Regions from separate parts of the Homo sapiens genome. Here regions 2, 3, 4 and 5 are each linked to region 1. The links are chromatin loops, found by intact Hi-C in ENCODE. Cell type or tissue: heart left ventricle. All regions are shown on one strand.

What was found. A loop is a pair of places that touch in the nucleus more often than their neighbours do. Peaks named below come from ENCODE experiments on the same cell type or tissue, not always from the same donor. Only the 100,000 strongest peaks of a DNase experiment are listed, where the experiment ranks them.
Region 2: it touches region 1 in a loop (2.6-fold over the local background); 31 of 110 quality-filtered maps call a loop at or near these places.
Region 3: a loop joins it to region 1, with 2.2 times the contacts of the local background. A loop is called at or near these places in 2 of 110 quality-filtered maps.
Region 4: it touches region 1 in a loop (1.8-fold over the local background); 5 of 110 quality-filtered maps call a loop at or near these places.
Region 5: it touches region 1 in a loop (4-fold over the local background); 4 of 110 quality-filtered maps call a loop at or near these places.

What each region holds. Positions count from the first base shown.
Region 1 is chr15:38,070,341-38,075,340 of GRCh38, forward strand. LINC01852 (long intergenic non-protein coding RNA 1852) reads right to left here and starts at 2,650. Exons shown (of 3, transcript NR_147201.1): 1 at 1,708-2,650; 2 at 1,490-1,617. RefSeq lists an enhancer at 2,128-2,993. In heart left ventricle, CTCF peaks have their summits at 2,306 and 2,586 (motif pointing right); a DNase peak (open chromatin) is centred at 2,681; H3K4me3 peaks cover 2,049 bases; H3K27ac peaks cover 2,365 bases.
Region 2 is chr15:38,352,038-38,357,037 of GRCh38, forward strand. It overlaps SPRED1 (sprouty related EVH1 domain containing 1), which reads left to right. Exons shown (of 7, transcript NM_152594.3): 7 at 1-5,000. Among named protein-coding and RNA genes, the nearest start is that of FAM98B, 100 kb to the right of the region's middle. In heart left ventricle, CTCF peaks have their summits at 2,478 (motif pointing left) and 2,681; no DNase peak of the experiment used is centred here.
Region 3 is chr15:38,375,597-38,380,596 of GRCh38, forward strand. No RefSeq gene overlaps it. Among named protein-coding and RNA genes, the nearest start is that of FAM98B, 76 kb to the right of the region's middle. In heart left ventricle, no CTCF peak of the experiment used is centred here; a DNase peak (open chromatin) is centred at 2,805; H3K27ac peaks cover 3,558 bases.
Region 4 is chr15:38,212,291-38,217,290 of GRCh38, forward strand. No RefSeq gene overlaps it. Among named protein-coding and RNA genes, the nearest start is that of SPRED1, 38 kb to the right of the region's middle. In heart left ventricle, no CTCF peak of the experiment used is centred here; no DNase peak of the experiment used is centred here.
Region 5 is chr15:38,205,273-38,210,272 of GRCh38, forward strand. No RefSeq gene overlaps it. Among named protein-coding and RNA genes, the nearest start is that of SPRED1, 45 kb to the right of the region's middle. In heart left ventricle, no CTCF peak of the experiment used is centred here; no DNase peak of the experiment used is centred here; H3K27ac peaks cover 262 bases.

The DNA of each region.
Region 1 (5,000 bases):
AGATAAAAGGTGCTAATGAATTGTATTTCCAGATAAATAGGTATAGTCTTTTTAAAAAAACAAGTTAATCAAAATTTATAAAACATGATCACTTGAGATTTTTGACTTTATGGAGGTAATCAGACAAGAACCTTTGATCCTTGCTTTCACTAATCCCTTCTGAATCATTGATTATTTGCTAGTGTCAGGTAGATCGACTCAAGTCACTGCCTAGTAATGACCAATCTGAAATGAGGATAAAGGTGCTCTACAAAAGCATATTGTAAATCAGAAAGAAACAGAAATACCCAATGATTTGATGAAAACTCACTAGTTCTGTAAAGGGAGGGAAACCACAACTGTTACTGTTGTACAACTTTTGTTCTATCCTGGAATCACCTCACATGTGAGATTTTTAAGTGGGTTGTACTCACCTGGTTAAATAGACACGAATGGGACAGTCTGAAAAACAGTCTCCACTCTCAGGGTTGATGCCCACATCAAGACAAAAAGCCAAACGGACCCACAGGACAAGAAACAATGTTGTGGGCAGCCGTGTGTTTCGCATATTGCCCCTGACACAAACAAGGAATTATGGAGGTCCCATCTTTAAACAGACTTTATATTACTCACCATCTGATCAGTGTGTGTGTGTGTGTGTGTGTGTGTGTGGTGTAAGAGTGAGGGAAAAAGACAGGAGCAGGCATTTGCTTACCTAGGCATTACTTGAATGGTATTTCCTGCAGACATGTGGAGGTATATTTAAGGTAGCAAGTACTCTACTATCTCATGTTTATCAACTTCCTGATTGGGATGCAAAAGTGTATTGGATTTTCTGAGTGGAAAACATATTCGTGTATTCCAGACCTCAGAGGAAAACAACCAAATAGAAGTCTAAACCAGGCCCAAAATAACAAGAACCATGGGGACACATTTAGAGCAACGTATAAGAAACAATGATGTCCATCATGCATGGCCATTACTCTTCCCGCCCTGCTTCTCTGGGGTGTTTAAAGAATCAGTGATTGACTAGGCACACTCCTTATGAATATAAAACATGATTCATGTTTGCCAGTATTAACCATCCACTCAGTTGGAAAAAATGACTCCTCCACCTGAGTGCTGCACTCTTCTTTGGGGCATTTCAGGAAACACTTGTAGCATGTTTGTGCTCTCAAAAATGTTTTCCTACCCTTTCCTTCAAACTTCTCCTGAACTTACGCCTCGCCGAGGACCCCAAATACCTACCATGCTCTCCCTATTTCTTATTTAGATTTATAAGGAACAGAAAACAGCCAACAAGTTAGTATCAATCCCTACACTCCTGAATGTATTTGTTCATTCACTCAACATATTTGTTGAACCCTTATCAGGGCCAGGGACTGCTCTGGGCACAGGAGATACAGAATAAAAGACAGGTTTGGCTGGGTGCAGTGGCTCCCTCCTGTAATCGGAGCCCTTCAGGAGGCCACGGTGGGGCAGGAGGATAGCTTGAGGCCAGGAATTCTACCTTACTGTAGGCTGCGATTGCACGATTGCACGCTGCACTCTAGCCTGGGAGAGCAGACAGGACTTTGTCTTCGTGTTGTTATTGTTGTTGTTGTTGTTTAAAGGTTCATGTTCTCAAGGAGGCATACACTAGTGGAAAGAGACATTAGACAATTAGCCCTAGTAAAAAGTGACACAAAGTCAACCAAATAGAGGTCCCAATAGGATCTTTTTGTTTACCGGAGTTCCAGACCCACATATCTTCCACCTGTGCAGGTAGATAAAGTGTCCACCTCCAACTTAGAAAGAATTCCACAAGCACCCAGAACTTCATCACATTCGTTCTCCGGCTTTGTGATACTCATTTTAACACACACACAAAAATACTAAGTTCAGAGAGGCTATGTGGATTTTCTGAGGTCACACAGTTGTCTCAATGGAAAAAGCAGGGAAATGTTATAAAATAATACGAGTATCAAAATAGCTGTCCCATCGTCGTCCTTCAACACTTGCAGGTTACATCATTTTGCAGGTCTGGCTGTGACATCACTTCTGGATATGCGACACGGCCCACCCCACCACTGAGAAAATGGAAAATGCTGAGCAGTAACCTCAGAAACAACTTCCTCCTGCAAACGCAATTTCTTTTCCGCCTAAACCTTTACAGCAGGGAAGGTGGGTGTAAGGCGCACCAAAGAGCCTTTCAAAGTAGGAACCCCGGCCTGCAGGTCAGCCTGGATCGTGTCCAAATTGAGTTCCACCCCTGGTGAAAACCAATCTGTTTATGGGTACGCTTTTCTGATGTTACAGAACGTCTGCGAGAGAGGGAGCTCAAGTTCCCGCCTGGTCTCTAAGTAACCCGGCCCACAAAGGTGCATACACACGTCCGAGACAGAAAAAAGCTTGCCGGTCGTTCCCTCCTCCCAGGCCTGCAATGAAATGCGCTTTAATTGCATCAAAGGGTTCTTCTCAATGGGGTTTCAGAGGCGCGAGAGCGGCGTTCCCAGCGAGGGTTCCTTTCCGGCTGGCCAGCATTCCTCAGCCCCGCGCGGGGAAGGGGATGGGGCTCCTTCGGCAGGGCCTGAGGCTCATTTCCATTCCTCTCGCATACAGCCTCTGTTGTGCGGGCCGGGCCTGCAGAGGGTAGCCGCGGCTGCCTACGAACAAAGCCCCATTCATCCCCAGGGACGCTTCCTCCCCGCCGGCCCGCGGCCGCAGATGGGCTGGCCTGGGCACGCCATCCTGCAACCCGGGCGCGCGGCCCGGCCTGGCGCGCACAGGGCTCCGATTCAGGACGCCGGGGCTGGCCGGGGCGACCCGGGCTGCTTTTTCAGCAGGCCCCACAATGAGGATCGGCTGAAACTCGCTTTCATTTCTGGGCCGGGGACAGGCAGACACTGAGTCCTTTCAGCCGGGAAATCCTCAGTTTACTCACGGCTTGTTGAGAACGAAGATGTCAATTTCCACTGCCCTCTCCCGGCCTCCCCCACCCTTGCCCCCTCGGGATGGTACGGTCCGAAGTTTCCCGAGTTGTGAGAGGACTTTGTTTCTCCTCTGCGGCCTCTGAAATCCCGACGAAAGGGTCATTTCCTGACTTTTGTGTCTCTTCAATCCAGTGCCTTGAAAGTTCTTACCCTCTTGTTGTGACTGAGTGCATAATTGCAAGGCTGCTCCCTAACTTTTTTTCAGAGCTTTAACATTCCTCTAGGTTCAAGTTTGGGACCGTGGCTTCACAACAAAGACCAGTTTTTTCCTCCCCCTCCTCACTCCTGGGAAAAAGGAAAAAAGGAAAAGAAAGAAACCAAAACGCGTTTGTTCAGCAACCATGTTCACAGATTTCGAGCACACTTCTTCTGGCCCCACAGGTTAGACCAACAACAGGTTAATGCCACGGAGAGCTCTAACGCCAAATCAAAGGACTGCAGTCTCACTTTTTCTTAAGTCTCAGGCAGCTGGGGGAGTTGGGGCGGTGTGTGCTTAATTTCTAGTGCACAATCTAAAACAGAAACAGCCTCCAGATCTAGATTCCTAGGCTCTGGCTTAAACAGGGAATGGCAGAATCAAAGAACACCAGATATAGGAAGACTTATCAACCCTAATGCATTCATTTTACAGATAAGAAGCAGATAAGATCTAAGAGGGGAAGAGACTTGTCCGCCCTCCAAAAGAAGCTGGTTCATCCCAGTAAAAATTGCCTCAAACAAACTTAAAAATAATTTTCAAAAAGAAAGCCTCCAAGAAAAAAGTGTTGTTCAAAAATATGTTTTCTTTTCTCCCTTTGTGTCAGAAAAAGTTTTCTCTGAGTTGGTGGGAAAAGGGTGGGAACCCAGGTTTGAGCTGAGGATTAGAAAAAAACCTTCAAGTATCTTTCCAAAGAATGCTCTCTGTGTTTCTTTCACTTCCTGCATTTTGAACATTGCTACTCTCTCTCTTCAAAGTACAGTCATTCCCCCGTATCCGTTGGGATTGGTTCCAGGACACATCCCCACCCATAACCCAAACCCTGGGTGCTGAAGTCCCGTATATAAAATGCAACATATTTGCATATAACCTATGCACATCCACCCTTATACTTTACTTCGTCTCTAAATTAACTTACGATGCCTTAAACAATGCCTACACATCACTTGATTCTCCTGGATTCAATGTAGTACTTGGCGTGGGACAAATTCAAGGTTTGCTTTTTGGAACTTTGTGGAATTTATTTTCTGAATATTTTTTATCTGCGGTTGGTTGAGTCCATGGATGCAGAACTGACGGATACAGAGGGCCGACTGTATTGCATCCTTGGTGTGGCTAAAAAATACAACGAAATAAAAACTGGTTACTTGCTACTCCAAGACTTCTTTCGTCCTGCAGGAAAAAACCTTCACAATCTTAAAATGGAGATAGGATTACTTTGCATGGGTTATTTCTAAATGTACAAAATGAATCAGTATACACACAGATAGAGAGAGAGGAGTGCTTGTCATATACCAAGTACCATACTAAGCACTTTACACGCATTCCCTCATTGAATGCTCACAATAGCCTATGAGGAAGATGCTATTACTACCCCCATTTTACAGAAAACAGACCAAAGCTGAGAGGGGTTAATTTTAACTTTATCAAGGTCACACAGATGTTAAATGGCCAAGTCACACAATGTGACTCCTGGGCCTGATCTCTTTCACGCTAGGCTTCACTGATACTTGAGGCACAAACACGTGGGGACACACTGGACACAGAGGTCTAGACTTGGAAGCCAGGAAAGCTCCAGCCAAGACATAGGTTTTTGTGTTTCAGCAAGGGAGGGGCTACAATGGCATGCCTGAAGGCCACAGGAGGGAGAATCTGCCTCATCCTACCCCACTTGGAAAGAAAGAAGGCCATGTGAGGACCTGCTAATTTCACACCGAAACTCTCTTTTGAGAAAGCAAAAGAGTGTGAATTCAGTCACTCCCTATTCTGAGCGGTCTTGTGATTTTATCTTTTAAACAATGCTCTGTAAACAATCGTGTCAAACCTTGCTAGTTGTCACGGCAAAGGGGACA
Region 2 (5,000 bases), 280 kb after region 1:
GTGCACTAGGGGACAGTTGATTTCAATCTAAGAAAAGTTAACACTTGGGAATTACAAGAAGTAAAACAAGTGCAACTAAATCATTTATTAGTTGTTTTTTGAAAGCAGTTTTATGTATAAATAACAAATGTTTATATTTAACTAAATGTAAGGTACGAATTATTACATATTAAACTTTTCTTCCCCTTCCTAGTTCTGAAGTAGATATATATATATATATATCTACTGTCACATTCCATATATTTTGAATATTTAACTCATCTAGTTAATAATGTTTTTATTCCATGCGAATGATTTGATATTTTCATCCTTATTTCTCTTTGGCTACAATTTATATTGAGTTATATCTGTACATTCTGGTAATCTAAAATCCTTAAAAATACTCTAATAGCCTTGAGTGACCAACTTTTTTTTTAAAGCACAGATGTAATTGTCTAATGTTCTGATGGGAACGTAACACTTATTTTTATATAAAAAGAGACTGAGTAAACAAACATTATAGAAAAAAAGTGAAGTTTTTTAGTTGTTTTTTGTGGTATTCAACCAGCAAGTTGTTTTCTTTCAGAGTTTCCTCCTTCAAAAAGTTATATTGCATTTACAAATGTTTTACAAGGCAGAAAGTTTGACTGGATAGTTAGTGTAAAAGCTTCATGTTGAGATCTTCACGTATCATTCTGCTAAACCAGAATATGTTCAGCTGTGTTACTAATTTTTCAGCTTAATCCTCAGTGCTTATTATTTACATAACAATAACTTTTTATCAGTTACATTTTATTTTTATTTAAACTGGCCAAAAGCAAAATTATTTTATGTTAAAATGTGTGCTAAACTATCCCAGGAAAGTATTTAATCCAACATTGTAAATGAAGTATCTTGTACATATAAATTTATTTCTTTTGCAGAGCATTATATTACTGGATGTTTAATTTACAAAATAGTTGGGTAAATGTTCCAACAAACTTTAAAGTACCTTGAAGTCAAATTGTCTGTTTTTGTTTTGTTGTTGTTGTTGTTGTTTTCTTAAGTGTTACATTAAAACTCTAACCAAGGAAAGGGTTCTTTAAGAACATTCCCTTAGAGGGATAAAGTTGAGAAGTGTGCCTTTTTTTTAATGGCTTGAAGTTTCAGAGGTGATAAAAATTAAAATCACACTACTATTTGAAGCTCATTTTCTATGCAGGTTTTTAAACGTCATTTATGTATCATTCTTTTTATATATCACACTTAAGCTTGTGTTAGCTTTTTTCTTTTGCCCCAGATCAAACTGAACAATGTATATAACACTATCTGTCTGTAAAATACTTTTTTTAAGAAAGCATTTATATTTATATGACAGCTTGAACTGACAACATTGTGTATATAGATCATCTTGAAGTATTATTTCACATTGAAAAGAAGAAAATATATTGATAACTATAGATGTTATGAAGAAGAGGGTATTTCTAGTTTTGTACTAAAAATCAATTGGATGAACTAAATCCAAAACATGACACTGTAGGCAGCAGTTTTAAGTCTTATTTTTACTGTTTATATATTTGAATGCTGCTACAACAGATGATCTTCATCCCTGAAGTTTTCAGCTAAACTTGGTTTCCTAGAATAGACTGTTAACTTTCAAAATTTTTATTGGTGAAATGGAAATACTGTTTTTCCTTGTGAATGAATTTTCATATTTGTAAGTGCTAAGTTTATAATTCAGGTTTGATCAAGGTGTGAATAACTGAAGAAAATAACTTGCTGGCTATATAGGAAAATGCTGTGGAAATGAACTGTGTATATACTTCTGGGAGGAACAAATTTAATCATTTCTTCTGTTAAGCACTAATCAGTATAGTGCAACTCCTGGTTCTGTACTGTATTTTATATGCAACATATATGCTTTAATATTTTAATGTTTGTGCATTAATATTTTCAATTTGTTTAACCACTTTGCTGCTAAGATTTTGCCGTCCCATTCCCATTTTTTCCTTTACAATTTTAAACAAGTTTCTTCATTAAAAACTATGGTGATGAAATGGTTTTTATTTTACCTTGGATCTTTATAGTTAACATACCCAGTTTCTTAATCAGTCTACAAGACTAACTGATGATATAATGTTCTCTGAATCCCTATATGGAAATTTTCTTTTGAGTAAATGAGAATTCCTTTGTGAAAGCAAATGGGTAGTTTAAATCACTGATTCTTAAACATGTGTATAGGCACCTTCAGGAACATTTTCTCATTCTCTGTACAGATTCGGCACTGCCAATTGGCTTTTCCTCTAAAACTTTTCTTTGTTTTTATCTGATATAAGCAGATGGCTCAAGACAACTGCTTGAGTAATAGTATTGAAAATGGAATCATCTAGACGGCATGACAAGCAAGACTGGTCTGATGAACTTGTTCAGAATTGATAATTCTTAAATATTTCTCTTGGCTTCAAAAGGGACATCATTTGATTTCTGAAGAAGTATGTCGTGTGGAGCTTCAGCACCACCTACTGGATGATTTCCAGGCCAGAGACATGAGATGGCAATAGGGATCTGACAGGGTTCATCACTACTACCATTAAAGGGCTATTTATGTGGTGACCACCTCTACCAGGGAAACCAGGAATAAGAACTGTCTCAAAGGAATTGTAAAATGGTTATTTACCTAATGTGTCTTGTTGGCTTGCTGAAAGATTTTAAGCACTTTTTTCTTACATATCCTGTTTTAAAATATTTGTTGATATTTGGGACTGGCAATCAAACTTAATGGATGTACTGAGGCATTTATAGAACCAGTTGCTTTAACTCTCAAAAGCCATTACCAAAATGGTATTTTTTTCCTCCTTCCGCCAGTCAGGGAGAATTTTTAAAAATAATAATCAAAACATGAAAAAACATAATCACACCTGTATTTTATCATGACAGCTTCAGAGAGTGTGTGTGTACGTTTTTCTCTCTTTTATTTGAGACGGAGTTTCACTCTTGTTGCCCAGGCTGGAGTGCAATGGTGCGATCTCAGCTCACTGCAACCTCCGCCTCCTGGGTTCAAGCGATTCTCCTGCCTCAGCCTCCCAAGTAGCTGGGATTACAGGCACCCACCACCATGCCCAGCTAAGTTTTGGTATTTTAGTAGAGATGGGGTTTCACCATGTTGGCCAGGCTGGTCTTGAACTCCTGACCTTAGGTGATCCACCCACCTCGGCCTCCCAAAGTGCTGGGATTACAGGCATGAGCTACTGCGCCCAGCCGTGTGTATGTTTCTGAAATGATGATGGGGTGGGGTTAAAATCTAAAGGGAAAAACTTGAAACTACCTATTTTCATTGGTTATTCAGCAGTGCCTAAAATGAGCTTTTGAAGTAATGTAAATGCACTTTCAATTCATGTGTATAGTGCCATCTGATATCTTGGGTAAGTCTTGCTTTTTCTTTTCTTTTTCCTCTCCCCTGCCCCCTTAATTAAATGGCACGGAAATGTTTCTTAATATGCACGTGAGTCTCCAGAGTACAGGAAATGTGCTTTCCTCTAAATGGTCAATGTAAAGAATCTTAAGGATATTTCTTGTGTTGAAATTTACATTCGATTTTGTGATTACACTTGGAAGTATGTGTTAAATTGGGTTTTTAATTGTAGCCCAAAGGTGCATTAAGCAAGTGTAACATTTTTTCCACATAAAACTTAGAAAACTTTAGTTACCTGAAAAGCAAGGATTCTTTACTAATTATTATGCTCATTCTTGATTTGACTTCCATGTTCACACTTCAAAGTGTAAGAGGAAGCACTAGAAACTGGCATTATTGTTGCACTAAAAAAGTCTATAAATCATAATAGCACCATGAGGTGTTTTGCAATGAGACAAACATGAAGAATGAATTTCTTTAAGAGAGAAACACAACCGGAGGTGATTTATATAAACCAAAAGAAAAAAAAAGGCTTTAAGGTATTAGGTACTGTTTGCCTAGCAGCCAGGTGGTTATAAAAGATTCATATGCTTTGGTACACTGATAAATGTTAGCCATTATTCCTGAAAGCTTCTTAAATTGCATCAGTTGTTTTGAAATTTTTTCAAGAATAAACTAGTTGAAAAGTCTTTGTATTAAAAATACACATAGATTTTTGTGAACATTTCCAGTGTGTAGTGTCGTTTGCTTTCTATTTCTGACCTCAAAAGTGCCTCACTTGTATATTATTTCCATTAAAAGCTTGACTGCATTCTTTCTAATGAACAATGAAAAACTGTTTAACTCATGTCATAATGTGTCTCCTCAGATATAGTTAACTAGCTTGATAGTTTTGAGTATATAATGTAAATAATACATTATAAGTTTGTAACCATTTCTGTTACTTCATACCCGTGTAATTGGACATAGCAGATGATTATCATAAGAATTTGTTTTAATGGTTTTTTTCCCTCCTGGAATTACCTGATTAAACCTGTCATGAATTATAAAAGGACTTTTTCTTATTCTCCTAGAGCTTATCAAATTATCACATAAGAGATAATTACTGGAGGAGAAAGTAAAAATGGAAGCTTTTGATAATTAGCTCTGTTCTTTAAAAGTATACTTTTAAACTGAAAGTTCACATATAGTTCATCTTAATAACATATTTATTCATCCTTAATTGTATTCAGATTTTTTTTTAAGTCTCTAAGCTAATAATGTTATATTTATTGGTTTGGTAACATGTTGCAGCTAAGCTAATGACCTTAAGTGGCAATTGTTTAACCCAGGACTACTGATTTTTTTATATTCAAGTCAGTTTCATCGTTTTACTTAACTCGCCATATAACCAAAAATAACGAATAATCTAAAGGAAAGGTTATTAGGACAGTAATAAAAAATTATAGTGTATCTCAACACTAGAATAAGTTGGATTACTATATTATAGTTTATTTGAAAAATCAAGGAGTAACTGTATCTTTACCATTAATTATGAAATGTAGTCTCATGTGCTTATTTACAGGTTTTTCAGAATTTGCTTTACATTCTTCACATCAAGTTAATACCCACAAGTAAGTAGAATAGCTTT
Region 3 (5,000 bases), 310 kb after region 1:
CTATAAGGGCCCTTCCAGTCCTGAAAACTGAAAGGAAGAAAATTCACACAGCCATGGAATAATTAAAATAATTATCTGAGGGTGACCAGAAAAATCACGGGCCTCTCTAAATTTCACCCACGTGAGTAAGGCAAAATTAGCCCACTAAAATTGCAAGACAGGGATTACAGCTGATTTTTGTTGTGCCCTTAAGTTCTGAATAAGTCCTGCATATTCAATGAAATTGTTACATTTGTGCATGGTATTTCTTATCCTTACATCTCTGCTCAAAAGATACTCCTATTTAATCTCTTAGCTTCATTCAGGACCTGGACCAACCTTCTACCCTTTTTCTTTGAGCTCTAGGAATTCCACTTACTGGTTTTACTTCAAACTCACCGGCTGTTTTCAGATGCCTTTACTACCTCCTCCTTCTCTACTAAACTGCTAAATTATGGCCCATGGCTCAGGTCTCGGCCCTTTTATCTTCTCAGGGTGATTTCATTTGGAAACATGGCTTTAATTATCGTTTATTAACTGAATAGCTTCCAAATTTATATGTCTAATTTTGACTTCTCCCTTGACTCCCAGACTTGCATAACCAAAAGGAAAAAAAAAAGCCTTCTTAACATCTCCCCTTGGGTGTGATGCTGGATATTTTCCATTTTCCCTTCCAGGTCCACTCTCCATCCATCTCTTTCCTGTTCTGTGCTTTGGGAGGCTGGCTCACATGGGCTGCATCACCAAGCTCTCTTGTCCTCTGGCTTCCCGTTGAGTTTGCCTCATGGGATGCATTAGCAATATATGGGAAGGCAGGGGACAGTGAGATTGTGTATGCCTTCCCTTGTCTCTCTTCTTGCCTGCTCACCATGGGTTAGATGTTTCCCTCTATTGAGGTCAGCCCTCTCCAACAGCTATAGCTACTCTCTCTGGCTTCTGGTTAGCCCACCTTTTCCCCTATTGTCTCGAAAGCCTAGAGATGGTAACCGTTATGTGCTGTGGCCTGTCCCAGAGTACTTCACCACCCATGGTTGGGGTTTTGGGGGTTTTTTGGTCCATGTTCTTATAATAGTCACTTCATTAAACTCCCTCCCATTATCCAGTGTACATCTGTTTCCTGCCTGATCCTGACTGATATGGTCATCTACTAGACATCTCAAATTTAACATAGCCAAAGTAGGATTCATATTCTTCTTGAATCTCCTAGTTTTCCCCATGATAGGACATAGCATCAGCTTGTATAGCCCCTTGTTCACACCACAAACAGGCTCAAGTCTGTTATGTCAGCATTTGTCTTGGCCCTCAGTTTTTGTTTTGTTTTTGCTTTGCTTTTTTTTTGAGACAGGGTTGTCTCGCTCTGTCTCCTGGGATGGAGTGCAGTGGCACAAACACGATTCACTATAGCCTCGAACTCCTGGGCTCAAGCAATCCCCTCACTTTAGCCTCCCCAGTAGCATATGCCACCATGCCTAGCTAATTTTTAATTTTTTTGTAGAGACAACATCTTGCTATGTTGCCCAGGCTGATCTTGAACTCCTAAGCCCAAGTGATCCACTTGCCTTGGCCTCCCAAAATGTTGGAATTATGGGCATAAGCTGCCACACCCAGCTACCCTCAGGGCTTTTATACAGAGGTTGCTCATCTGTGACTCTCCATCTGTAACAATGAGAGTGTATAATTAGAAGATTGAGGCTTGTCTTGAATGCTGTTTGGCCCACCTGCAATGAGAATTTCCTAACATTTCTTACTGCCTTCAATGGCATAACCTTATTCATCTTTGTATCATTATGTAGTTTAGTATTTGAAATATAATAGATATCCCCAAAAATGTATGTCATATTTATGAATTAAGGTTTGTTAGGTATTGATCTAGTTAATTGGGACTGTTTTTGTTCTTATGCATTTAAACTTTTAATAAAAGGCTACAACTTTTATCTGATAGTGCTGCACATTTAATACAATCTTAACTTACCTAGAGGTAATTCTATCTCAGCCTTAGTATTCTACAGCTTTTAGTTTGGTTTCTTCTAAAATGCAAGGGATAAGAATTAAGTAGGAATGTTTTTGGCTTTTGAGTTGTTTCTGAGTGGAATGAAGTTTACAAAACTACTGGGAGACTTCTACACGAACAGCTGTTATGTGACCCTGTAGAAGGAAATGTGCATTTTAAAAAAGGCAAAGTATAAACAATAAACATGCTGGGAGGTCAAATTGAGAAGAGGAAGAGGAAGGCTGGGAATAGGAGAACTGAGACCAGGGAATATTTCACACTAGATCTGAAGGAGCTAAGCATTTTTCCTGATGTCTTTAAAAGAAGTTTTAGCCATTTATGGAGAAAAGATGATTGTGGCTATTTATGAACATCATGTTGCTAGGTGACACCATGGGATGAGCACCATGCTAACCTATCACTCACTGATTTCCAGAACTAGCAATGAGGGGCTATATGGGGGTGGGGGTAGAATTCAGAAAGGAACACAGTGGCATTGGGATGAGAAGTGCGAGGGTTGAATGAATCAGCTTTAGGAAAACCTTCATTTTTCTCTCTCCATTCTAGAAAAATGATCTGTTTAGAATCTTAGATCCAACCTTTCCCCTGCTCTCTCATTTGGGCCCCCTTGTTGCTAGCAGCCTTTTTTCTCTATTATGACATTTGGCCTCCTCTGGGAGAAAAGCAGATCTGCTTCCTGCAGAAGCCAAGACGGGAAGTCACCAGGGAGGAAGCCGAGAAGTCAGGCTCCCGATGCAGCAAGTCTGAGAACAGGCATTTTCTTCTAAGTCTTCCACACACAGCGTGGGAATGTGTGGGAGGCCGGGCGTCTGTGCTTGAGTGTAAGTCGGGGCATTGAGAGAATGACGCCGTGTGTGATAGGCCTGACTTCCAATCAGCTGGCCACCTGCCAGATGCCAGTTCTCTCAGCAGCTATTTAAATACATATTTAGCCATTCTGAAATAATAGTGAATTGAGGCAAAGTTAACCACCGTTTTGAAATGTATCTATTGAAAACTAGGCTCGTAATGTTCGTTTGACTAATAAGCATGGATTTAGCTTGGGAATACACAGGTTCACACAACTGGATAGAATCAGTGAATGGCCACTTGTGGGATATTAACCAGCATCCTGCAGGTATCAACAACTTTTGCATGCAGTGGGGCAGGATGGTGTGTGGGTATGTGTTATGTAGGCTATGTTTCCCCGAGGCTACTCCCACCTTAGGGACAAGAGCATGAGTATAATTAAAAGGTAGATGTTTTTTGAGCCTTGTCTAAAGCTCTCACTGGAAGTGGGAATGCCTTTTCGCCCCACTATCACTGAGGCTGCAGTGAGTCTAACGCATCTCCTAGTGGCCATGACTTTGTGCCAACCAGGTCCCTTCCTCCTGTTGCTGCTACTCCTTAAAGAATGATGCTAGTCCTGGCTGGTCTTGAACTCGACCTCAAGTGATCTGCCTGCCTAAGCCTCCCAAAGAATAATACTGGTCCTATTCTTTCTCTCCTGTCTTCACCTGACTTCTTCTTCTTCTTCTTTTTTTTTTTTTTTTTTTTGTTGGTTGTTTATTATACTTTAAGTTCTAGGGCACATGTGCACAACGTGCAGGTTTGTTTCATAGGTATACATGTGCCATGTTGGTTTGCTGCACCCATTAATTCATCATTTACATTAGGTGTATCTCCTAATGCTATCCCTTCCCCAGCCCCCCAGCCCCCGACATGCCCCAGTGTGTGATGTTCCCCTTCCTGTGTCCAAGTGTTCTCATTGTTCAATTCCCACCTGTAAGTGAGAACATGTGGTGTTTGGTTTTCTGTCCTTGTGATAGTTTGCTGAGAATGATGGTTTCCAGCTTCATCTATGTTCCTGCAAAGGACACGAACTCATCCTTTTTTGTGGCTGCATAGTATTCCATGGTGCATATGTGCCACAATTTCTTAATCCAGTCTATCATTAATGGACATTTGGGTTGGCCCCAAGTCTTTGCTATTGTGAATAGTGCCGCAATAAACATACGTGCTTTTACCTGACTTCTGCTGCTGGTGTCTCCTTCGTTCTGGTAGCTCCACTGAAATTCTCCAAATTAGAGAAGACATTGTCTTCAGGGATACTAGTTAAATACCACCCCTGTCTAGAGAACCCTCAATTTACCTTTATGTAAAACCGCAAAACAAAATGCTTCCCACCATAAAGAGCAAACAGATGGCCCTGCTGGCATGGACCACTGAGAAGAACATGTCCCTTCCTCCCACTGACATCACTGCCTACCGAGGCAAATGGCTTGGCAGAGAAACCAGAGTTGGGGTTCTGACCGTGCTCATCCCCTCAGCCTGATTGGTGCCCTGGACAAACCATATGCGATGGCCTTGTGTTTGTTTAACTGAGATTAGATGCTAGTTTTTTTTTTTTTTTAAGTTTTATTACGGAAAATGTCAAACCTATACAAAATAGATGGAATAAGAGGAATTAGATAAAGCACTCAGTATACAAATCACTCACCATCACCAATTTTCAGCTGATGGCTCATCTTACTTATGTATACCTTAACTCCACTCCCCCAAATATTCTAAGGAAGATTCTAAAACAATTGCATTCAATCTGCATCATTTCTTCTGGAAATATTTCAGTATGTATCTGTAAAAGATCAAGACTTCTATAAAAATATAAATAATACCATTATCACACTCCAAGCAAACAGTAATTCCCTAATATTCACAAATATCCAGGTTGATGTTCATGTTTTCTTGTTTGTCTCATAGTTTTTTTAACAGCTCGCTTGAGTCAAGATCTAAATAAGGTCCGTACTTTGTGATTAGTTGATATGTCTCTTATATCTCTTTTAATTTATTTTATTTTTTCCGCCTTGCAAATTTTTGTTGAAGAAACAAACTTATTTGCTCTGTTGTTTTCCATAGTCTGGATTTTGCTGATTTCATTTATGTGATGATTTAACATATTCCTGTATGTAGTTTTCTAAATTGAAAATTGGGTATACAGTCTTGGTCAATGCAGGTTTGTGTTTTCTGGATA
Region 4 (5,000 bases), 140 kb after region 1:
ATTAGCTGGGTACAGTGGCATGTGCCTGTGATCCCAGTTACTCAGGAGGCTGAGGCAAAACAATTGCTTGAACCCAGGAGGCAGAGGTTGCAGTGAGCCAAGACGGGACCACTGCTCTCCAGCCCAGATGACAGAGTGAGACTCCATCTCAAAAAAAAAGAAAAAGAAAGAAAGGAAAAAAAGAAACATCTAGAATAATGTTTGACCAAATATCTGAGTGCTGTAGCCTAGCTAAGTTGACTCGTAATATTAACCATCACAAGTGTCTATTGGCACAGGTGAATGAGTGAGGTTTTTGTCCTTCAGGCTTGGGGACAATACATTGACCAATCCCAAGGATAGAGTAGCTACTCCCATAGATTCTCATGGCATCTCTGTGCTGAGACACCAGCTCAATCCAGACAGTTTCTGAACAGACAAAGCAAAGTTTTAGAAGAGGGACAACTGGGCTTTGTGTTCCACAGGTTTCCCACCTGCCACAGGCCCCATAGGCCCCACATTCCAGAGTGGAGTGGGGAGATGTTCCAGGAAGAGCTGTGGCTGAGAGACCTCCCTCCTTGAATGTTTCCCACCTTGGAAGAATAAGGCAAGAACTGTTTGCTTGTCAAGGAAATTCCCTGAGGGAAACATTAACTTTGGAACTTCACAATTTCAACAAGGAAGTTATAAAGGCCAACATCTAAGAGCTGAAACTCTTCCCCCACACTCACTAAAAAAGAGAAGGAAAAACTAGGGAAAGAGAGAAAAGCCTTCTCACATAAGTAGTTCCCTGTGATACCACTATGCTTATGTAAAGAGACAGGAGTTCTGTTTTATAGTTTAAACATAGTAGGAGAGGCTGCACAAACACTGACTGCGTTTGTGATACCAAGTCATAATTTTTCCATGGCATTAGCATTTGAGTTTTTAATTCACAAAACCCCTCCCTTCTGCTCATGAAGAAAAGAATGACATGCTCTGGTTATGTGTTCATATCACCCTCGATTCCAGAATATAAGAGGTAAAAATCAGAAAATCCAGGGCGTGTGAGGAACTTTCTGAAGATATTCACTCTAATGACACATCCATTTTGTTGCTTTCTTTTTTCCTTGGTCTTTTTATAACTCAGAGAGGAACAATGCATTTAATAAAGGCAAGAGAAAGTTTTCAAGGACAAGAATCATTATGCAGACTCACTGACATTTAGCTTTACTGTAGTTAGAACAAAAGACAGTAGGCTTACACTTAGCATAAGTGATTGGAGTTACTTATAGAGAACTGTTGGACATAATAGCACTACAGACTAAAAGAGTGCCTGGGAAAGACTGTGGACTTTGCTTCCTGAAAAGATCAGAGTAATAACAGGGATGGATTTTCTACACTAGTACTATTAAGACACACCAGAGTATTAAACCTCCTATCACTGCGTCTCAGCAAGTTCTACCTCACGTATCCCAGGAGCCAGGTGCTCCAGACCTGTAACTGTCCAGAGACCCCATGCTCTTTTTTTGTGTTACTCTCTCAGTTCAAAACACCCACAGGACTTTGGAGAAACACAAGTGGCTTGGGCTACCTAATCTGAGGTATGTCCCCAACCCAACAGCCAGTACCACTGGTGCTGTTAGATTCCCTTGCTATAGCATGCACTGTAACAAAACAAAACACGAAGATTTGTCTATGTTGACATACTCCATATATCTACACATGCCAAGTTAAAAATATATACCAATGGCAAATCATTTCCAATAATGTTCTATTACATTTTTCTCCATGTATAAAATAATACTGGCTTTCTTTTTCTAATCAAAGTGATAAATTGCTCCTCTGGAGAGCTATGGTACTTCTACCAGATTAGCCAGATTCTTGGAAGTTAAAATAACCTAATGTGTGAAGATTCTTCATTATCAAGTGCCAGATTTACTTTAGGAACTAGCTAACTGGAACTAGTCCACTATAGATAGTCCCTATCTTCTTCTCCAGAGGTACAACTGAGCAGAAACAAATAAACTTGTCAGATTTATGAGAATGAAGAGTAGAAGTAGGAAAGGAAGGTAAACAGCTTCCATGACCACTTTTTTAATCCTGTAATTTTTCACAGAAAACACATTTGCCAAAGGATAAAATATTTCATCCATCCCCTTCTCTTCACCCTCAAAGCTTTTTTCTTTTCTTCTCTTCTCTTAATTAAACACCTCCAAGTATGTTTTTATCTATGACTGGCAGCTCTCCTCTCCACACCCTTCTCATGCTGTACAAATAAATCCTGTCTACTTCAGAAACGTGTAAGTTCACACAGAATATTAAATATGACATAGACCGCATCTTACTAGGATGACATAATGTTGCTCTGTCTGAAGTTAGAATGGGATGCCTTAAAAATAAATATTCTGTTAATCAAGGTCCTCATATATGTACAGTTTAACGTAATATTTCCAAATGCTTTTGAAAAAATTCACTCATTTATAAGAATTTAGAAAAAAAATCACTTGTTTATAAGAATTTAGAAAGATTCCTACCTTGTAGGTGTGAGGGGGAGGGAATTTTTTTTCCTACCCTAGAGGATCTGATTTTTGTTTTTGACCATGATGACTCAGGAATCAATGCTAAGTCTGGGTTCCTAAAGAGGTACTGTATGGACTGAATTGTGTTCCCACAGTGTCCCATATGTTGAAGCCTTAACCACCAATGTGAATATTTGGAGACAGGGCCTCTAAGAAGGTAATAAAGGTTAAATGAAATCGTAAGGATGGAGCCCTAATCTGATAGAACTGGTGTCTAAGAAGAGTAACAGCCACCAGAGAACTCTCCTCATGTGCACAAAGACAACCTTATGTACACACACACACACACACACACACACACACACACACACACACACAGAGCAACTGGCCTCAGAGAGAATGTCCTCAGAATGAAACCTAGAATTCTAGTACCTTGATATTGGACTTCCAGCCTCCAGAACCATGAGTAATAAATTCTATTGTTTAAGCCCCCCAGGAGTATTTTTTATGGCAGTTTTAGCAAACTAAAACAGAGATCAAGCTCCAGATTGGGAGGAACAGGAGATGGGCCAGGACTAGAAGCCTAGTGAGCAGTTTGAATAGCTAAGATACCCCATGGTTTAGAAAACACAAGGGAAGCACCAATGTATGTAGAAACATGGCATGTAATGATAGTGAGTTCTGAGATCTAAGCCAGAGGATCAGCTGGCACAGAGGTTTGCAGTTTAGAGCAGAACAGAATTTGAATGCCTGCTCTTCCTAGCTGTGTAACTTTCACTAGCTTTTTCTGCACCTCAGTTTTCTCATTTGTGACCTATGGACAAACATAGTACCTATTTATTGAGATGATTTAATAAAATATATAAGTAAAAAGCTCAGCACAGTACCTGACTCATAGGAAGCACTTACTTAAATTATCCAAAGCAAGAAAGAGTCAGAGCAGATAGGCCAAGGTTGTCACTTAACAGCTAATATGGCCAGAGGATAGAGGTAAAACACAGCAGAAGTGACCATTTGTAATGGGAGCCTGTGAACAACATTTCCAAAGGTAAAACAACTACCAGAAACCCACAACACTGTAAAGTATGTTGTTGGATCCAGATAAGGGACTGGCTGCTTGCTTTCTGTTCTTAGTAGCTGTGCTGATATGGATGGATATCCACGTCATAATTCTAGCAGAAAACAGATAGCTCATTCAAAGAGTAAGACTGGTTAAGGAAAGCCAAGGAAGGATGGTGAAACATCTCTGGGCTAGCAAAAGAGAGAAGACACTAGCAATCCTAGGCCTGACAGCTAAGGGAAAGGGGTGGTTGTTGGATCCCAGGGAGACCTGAACAGTGGGAAAGGATCCTGACAGGAGCTGTGGCCTTTTCTAAGGAACACAGCCACTAATAAACAGAGGCCTGGCAGCAAGGGCAGTGGGGAAAAAGTTGATCCATCTCTCTTTCCTGCCGCCCTCTGACTTTTTGCCAGCCACTTCCATTAGCCAAACCCAAAGAAAAGCCAGAGGCAAGGGAGCCCAGGTGATGTAGGCCATAGACATCAGCCTCATAGGGTCCAGAGTGGAAAAGGGTGGGGTATAAATCTGTAGGGGACACAGAATACACAGTATAACTTACAAAGGAAAATAGGAGTGTATTATCCCCAGAATAAAATGGAGGTCTGGAAGCACTGGTTTTAGAATTGAGACTAAGTCTTCTTAGGAGCCCCTCTTAGTCTAACTACAGTGTCATCAACTCATCAAGGCAGAAACAAGCTAAGGAATCTCTCTGTTCCCTCAGAGGCATGGAGGCCTCTCTCTAGCTACTTTATCCAACACACATGTTTTCTTCTGATGATACTCACCCAAGTGTGTTTCAGAATCTTTAGCATCTGATTTCTGCCTGGATGGCTGCTCTTTCCCCCTCCAGCTTTCTGGAAGTTTAAATTACTTTCTAGAATTCTATTTTCAAGTGAGTTCCAATGACCCTATTTTACCATACCTAGAGACAAGTTTGACTTGAAATGTTTTTGGATCTGGTGCATATACGAACATAAATCAGAAACAAATTAAAATCTTCTGTTTCATCTCTAACCTGTGTCCTGAATGTGCTACCTTGTTTTCTCTTAGTCATTGAAGAGTAATGAGACTTTGATCATTTTCATCTTGGGATGCATTGCGAAGATGTTGACTTTGGGATCTAGTCCCTTTGCCTCCGCCCCACCGGATATGCACTCATAAGTCTTGTTGACATTAGTGAATAGTTGTATGTGCACAGCAGAAGGATAAGAGAGACAACTGAGGGGTCAGAGCAGCAATTTTTTTGCTAGGAGCAAAAGCAATACATGTTGTCCAACAAAGGAACTAGTGGAGTAGCAATACAGGCTATTATTTTTTCTTTATTCCATAGGGAGACATTATAAGTTCTTCTAATTAATAGAATCCTTTGTGCATCACTTTCAGAAGAGCTTTTCCCTTTCAAGAAGGAATCTAACAGCACAGCAAACATATGCATTTTTGGCTGTGTTTCAAGACATATT
Region 5 (5,000 bases), 130 kb after region 1:
TTTGACTATTGAAGCAAAGACTGTAATACCATCTGATGTGGTGCTCAATATATGTACAGGAAATACTTAAGACAATTATATTTTTCAAGTGGGGAAGACAAAGGACCTAAATGGAAGTAAGGTTTATTTCATGCCTATAACATTCCTAAAATGACAAAATTATAGAGATGGAGAACAGATTAGTGGTTGCCATGGGTTGGGGTGGTGGGTAGGCAGGGAGAGAGCTATAAAAAGTGTAGCGTGAGGGAACCTTGTGATAGGTTTTGCATCTTGTATCTTTTGTATCTTGACTATAGTGGCGGCCTTACCAATCTACTCATGATAAAATTGCATAGAGCTAAATACATACAGACACACACACACAAACACACACACATAGAGGTAAAACTGGGGAACTCTGAATAAAGTCTGCAGACTCTATCAATGTGAACTTCCTGGTTGTGATATTGTACTATGGTTATGCAAGATGAAGAAACTAGGTGAAAGGTATACAGGATCTCTTGGTATTATTTCTTCCAATTGCATGTTATCTCAAAATAAAAAGTTCATGTGCATACACACACACACACACAATTTAACTTTTTATAATGCATTAACATTTACCTTTCCTAAGGAATAGATGTGCATTTTAATGGCACCAACTGGAGACAGTGTCTTTATCCAGAAAAGCAGTTCAAATGGCTGGCTTCCTTACAGTATCTATGATAGACCCAAGGGATAGATATTTTTGTGCAGGCAAGTCTGTTGGTAATGTTCGAATCTCACGACATCAGCAGCTGCCTACTCCACCTACTCCCTTCAGTGGATTGAAAATAAAAGTTAGTTCTTATTCATGAAGAGCTGTGCTTAGCCTTGTCCAACTTGGGAACTGATTTCTGTACATTTCCCTGTGTTATAGAGTGAAACTTAAACAGACAACTGTTTTATTCTAATTTCTCTCTTTTGAAGATGAAAGAACAGGTCTATTCTTGAAATACATGTCCCAGGCCTCAAAGTATGAGAAATAAAAAAGCTGAATTGAAATGGGTGTGTAAAAGCTTCCTCCCTTCCCCTCCTCCCTGATGCTATTGGAGGAGTAAAAGCCTTTTTCTCTGTTGACAATCAATCAACAAATATTTACAACCTTTCAACAAGCTTTTTCCACCATTACTAGATCATTAGAAAGGACTTCAAACTCCCTGGCCCTTTTAAAGGCATTAAGGATTTAGCTGCAGAAAGACGAAACCACACACAGTTTAATAGAGTTCCCACTCTGCTCCCATACTGCAACCACAGGTAGCTTTTAAGAATCAATTTGTGGTTCTGGACAAATGGTCTAGACTAGAATGAGAACCCAGGACAGAAGCAACTAGAAAAGGAGGTAGGCAATTAGAAAATTCTAGCTATTCTTAGAATTTTACTCAATTATATTAAACTAAAAAAAAAAAGTATATTAAACTATAACATAAACATTCCTCACTAGTTTTGCTTCTTATTTGAATGATTAAAAGTGCTAAGCAATTAAAATATCTAGTAATTTGCCTTTATTAATAACCTATGGTCGAAAGATGACAAACGATCTACTTAAAATGCTGATTTCATTATTTCCTTGCATGTCTCAGCAGCTCTGCAGGTTAGAAATGCTGTGTTTATTCACAAGATTGTGTTTCTTCTTTCAGTAGTTCATGAGTTCCACATCTGAGTACTTAAAACCTCACTGAGTGTGGAGGAGAGGGTGTAGACAGGAACCCTCTGTACTGTCTGCTCAATTTTCTGTAACCCTAAAACTTTTCTAAAAAAACAAAGCCTATTAATTTAAAAACGAAGCAGAAAAACAAACAAAAAGAGCCTTAACTCTAGAGAGCCAGAGTTAAGGCTACAAATAGATCTAAATGACTTCCTTATTTTGTGTGCTGATATCCTGGATTCCTTTCCTTTCAAGCAGTGGAAACAAAAGTCTGCCCCCCGCTCTGCTTCTCCAACCCACACCAAAAAAATGTGCTGGTTTTATTTTGGAAGGAATCTTCTGATAGAAGTGGAAAGAAGGAGCTGGAGGAGGAGATCCTGAGAATGTCACGAAGGGTAGAAAGGAGGACAAACCAGGATGGTTCTTAAGGACCACACTGCTTCAAGAGGAGAATAAGATGGAACTGGCAGATACAGGTTGCTGAAGAAGAGACGGATCATCTGAGAAAGCTCCTGGACCCCAGGGTCAATCAGCCTCTTTGCTTTCTCTAGTAGAGAAATGGCCAAATCCACTGGAAAGAAAGAAGAAAAAAGCATTCTGCACGGGCATGTGGCACATTCAGGCCTCAGAGACAGCGCTAACAAGACTGGAAGATGGTTCTGTGGCTGGTGGCTGGGTCAGGAAACTAGTGTTGTCAGACACAGCGGTGAAGTCTGTGGGAAAGACTGCAGTTCCTGAGACCCCTACCCCTCAGGGATTCCCCTCCACTGTCTGAGCAGAGGAAAGGATTGAATTGAGATAGAAGTTCCCACAGGTCATGGGCAAGAGGAGCTGAAAAATCAATTTGCTACAGTAGGACTTCCCAGCTCTATCCCATGACTGGTGTGGCCTCAGGGAAATACCTGTTAAGTAAGTAATCACTGAAATGATTCACCAAATCATGCAGTGGTGTTAAAATGCTGCATCCTTTGTAATAAAAAATCCCCACTAATTTTTTAAAAAATAAACTTACTTTCAGAGAATCAGATGATGTAACCCATTTCAGAGAGAGGCAAAGGGGAAGACGGCCATGTTCCAGCTGCCTCACTTTCCAATACCGAAAAGACCTTTCCGGGACATCAAACCAATTGGACCTAAAATCCTGGGACTTCTGCCTCTACTATAGACCCATTTCATGGCCCTGGGCAAGAAGCTTCACTCCAAGGTCTTCTTTCCAACTGTCTGTAAAATGTGGATAATGTCTCCCCAGAAGTAACCACCACATCTATGTGCCACTGGGGACACATAATCAGCTATGCATATACATCAAACTCTTAATGCACAGGGTAGAGTTTAGGATGTGAGATGCCAACATCTAATCTGAAACCTCAGACTTTTAGAGTGGGTCACATGGACTTCTCAGAAATGTCAGTTATTCCATTTCCCCAATCCTAAAAACCTAGAAGTGTGTAACATGTTCATTTCCTATCACGGGTCAGTGTGGAAGAAGCAACATCTGGGGGTTTCCACAGTTCTTGCACAGTTCAAGGGAGTGGAGATAATATTGGGATTCCCAGCAGCAACCTCAGCAGTAGAGCTTCAGGATTATATATGGTGTGCATTCAGAATTGTCAATCAACTTTCAATGCACAAGAAGCAGTTTGCAGATCAAACCATAAGGGCTAATTGCTGCTTTCTATCCTACTTTGCCAGATAAAATTAGGATGACAGCTAATGCCAAAGTCCTAGACAAAACTCCAAGCCCACTCACCTCCAGGTTCTCTTCTGTGTCCAAAAAATGTGTTTTGACTTCCAAATATTCCCATTCTGTTGCCTTGTAAGTGAACATAGCTCACTTACGCAAATGCTGGGAGCATATGGAAAGCCTGCCAGCCATAGGCACTCACCTCTGGAAACTGTCTAGACTATTTCCCTTAGAGAGGTGAAGAAATCTGCCCAAGGTTACACAGCCAGTAACTGGCAAAACTGGGGTTCAAATGTAAGTTTGCCTAACTGCACAGCCTGAGTGAGGATGATTGCATTAACTGGCTCCTAAGTGATCCTGTAAAGGGAAAACAATTCTGCCAATTTGGTTTGGCAGGTGACCTGGTCCAGGCTAAGAGCCCCAGTGCTCAAGAGGCTAATAATAAAACACACAAAGAATCTTAGGCCCAGATTGCTCTCAAAATGTCAAGAGTTGTCATTATTTTACCTGCCAGAACATATCTCGTCTGCCCATATTCTACAGTGTTCAGGTCGCTAGTTACTAAATAGTATTTTATTAATTTTTTTCTTAAGATGGAGTTTTGCTTTTGTTACCCAGGCTGGAGTGTAATGGCGTGGTCTCGGCTCACGGCAACCTCCGCGTCCTGGGTTCAAGTGATTGTCCTGCCTTAGCCTCCCAAGTAGCTGGGATTACAGGCACCTGCCACCAAGCCAGGCTAATTTTTGTATTTTTAGTAGACACGGGGTTTCACCATGTTGGCCAGGCTGATCTCAAACTCCTGACCTCAGGTGATCTGCCCGCCTCGGCATCCCAAAGTGCTGGGATTAGGCATGAGCCACCATGCCTGGCACTAAATCGTATTAGCCAGTTTATGCGTATTTTGCATTTGCTATGTTCACTGCAGTTTATTGAGTATCATATGGTATTAAAAGAGTAATAAAACATATTTCTTGCCCTCTGGCAACATAAGTCTAAGGGGCTGGAGGTGGGAGTGCAGATATGAAAAGTAAAGTAGAAACACAAATATTTATTCAGCCCAGAGTAAGATAAATGTCATGAGAAAAAAAGAAGTCCTGTGGAAGGATAGGTACTACCAAAATGATTTTTCCTAAAGTCCCTTAAGTTCTTTGCCATCAAGTCAACCCAAATTTATCTCATAGTAACTTATAAATCAGTCACTTTACCTGAGTAGAAGTCGCCTGCAAACAGTCTTGACTTGCTATTCCAATAAGCCCCTCTTTCTTCTGTTTTCATAACAGAGAAGTAAAATTCTCCACTGGTACTTTTTTTTATCCTTTTTCCTGAGCATTCTTAACATGTTAAGACTTAGTTCAGATATTTTGAAGAACAACATAATTGGCAGGAATGTGATCAAGAGCCCTGTTCACTAGGAATGTACGCACAATTTATGTGGCCAACTTATGTTGCTTTCAGTGGCATATTCTCAAGTCACGTAGAGGTAGCTTGAAGATTAGTGCACACACACACACACACAAATATTCTTTTTTTTGCTCAGATTGTTACAGCAATATAGTAAGACCATTCCTCTGCTGAGCTCATGTCAGCATTTCCAATGTAACCCTATTTTGTCAAGTCTTTCAGACTTGGCTGTGAATCTGCCCTGTGGGT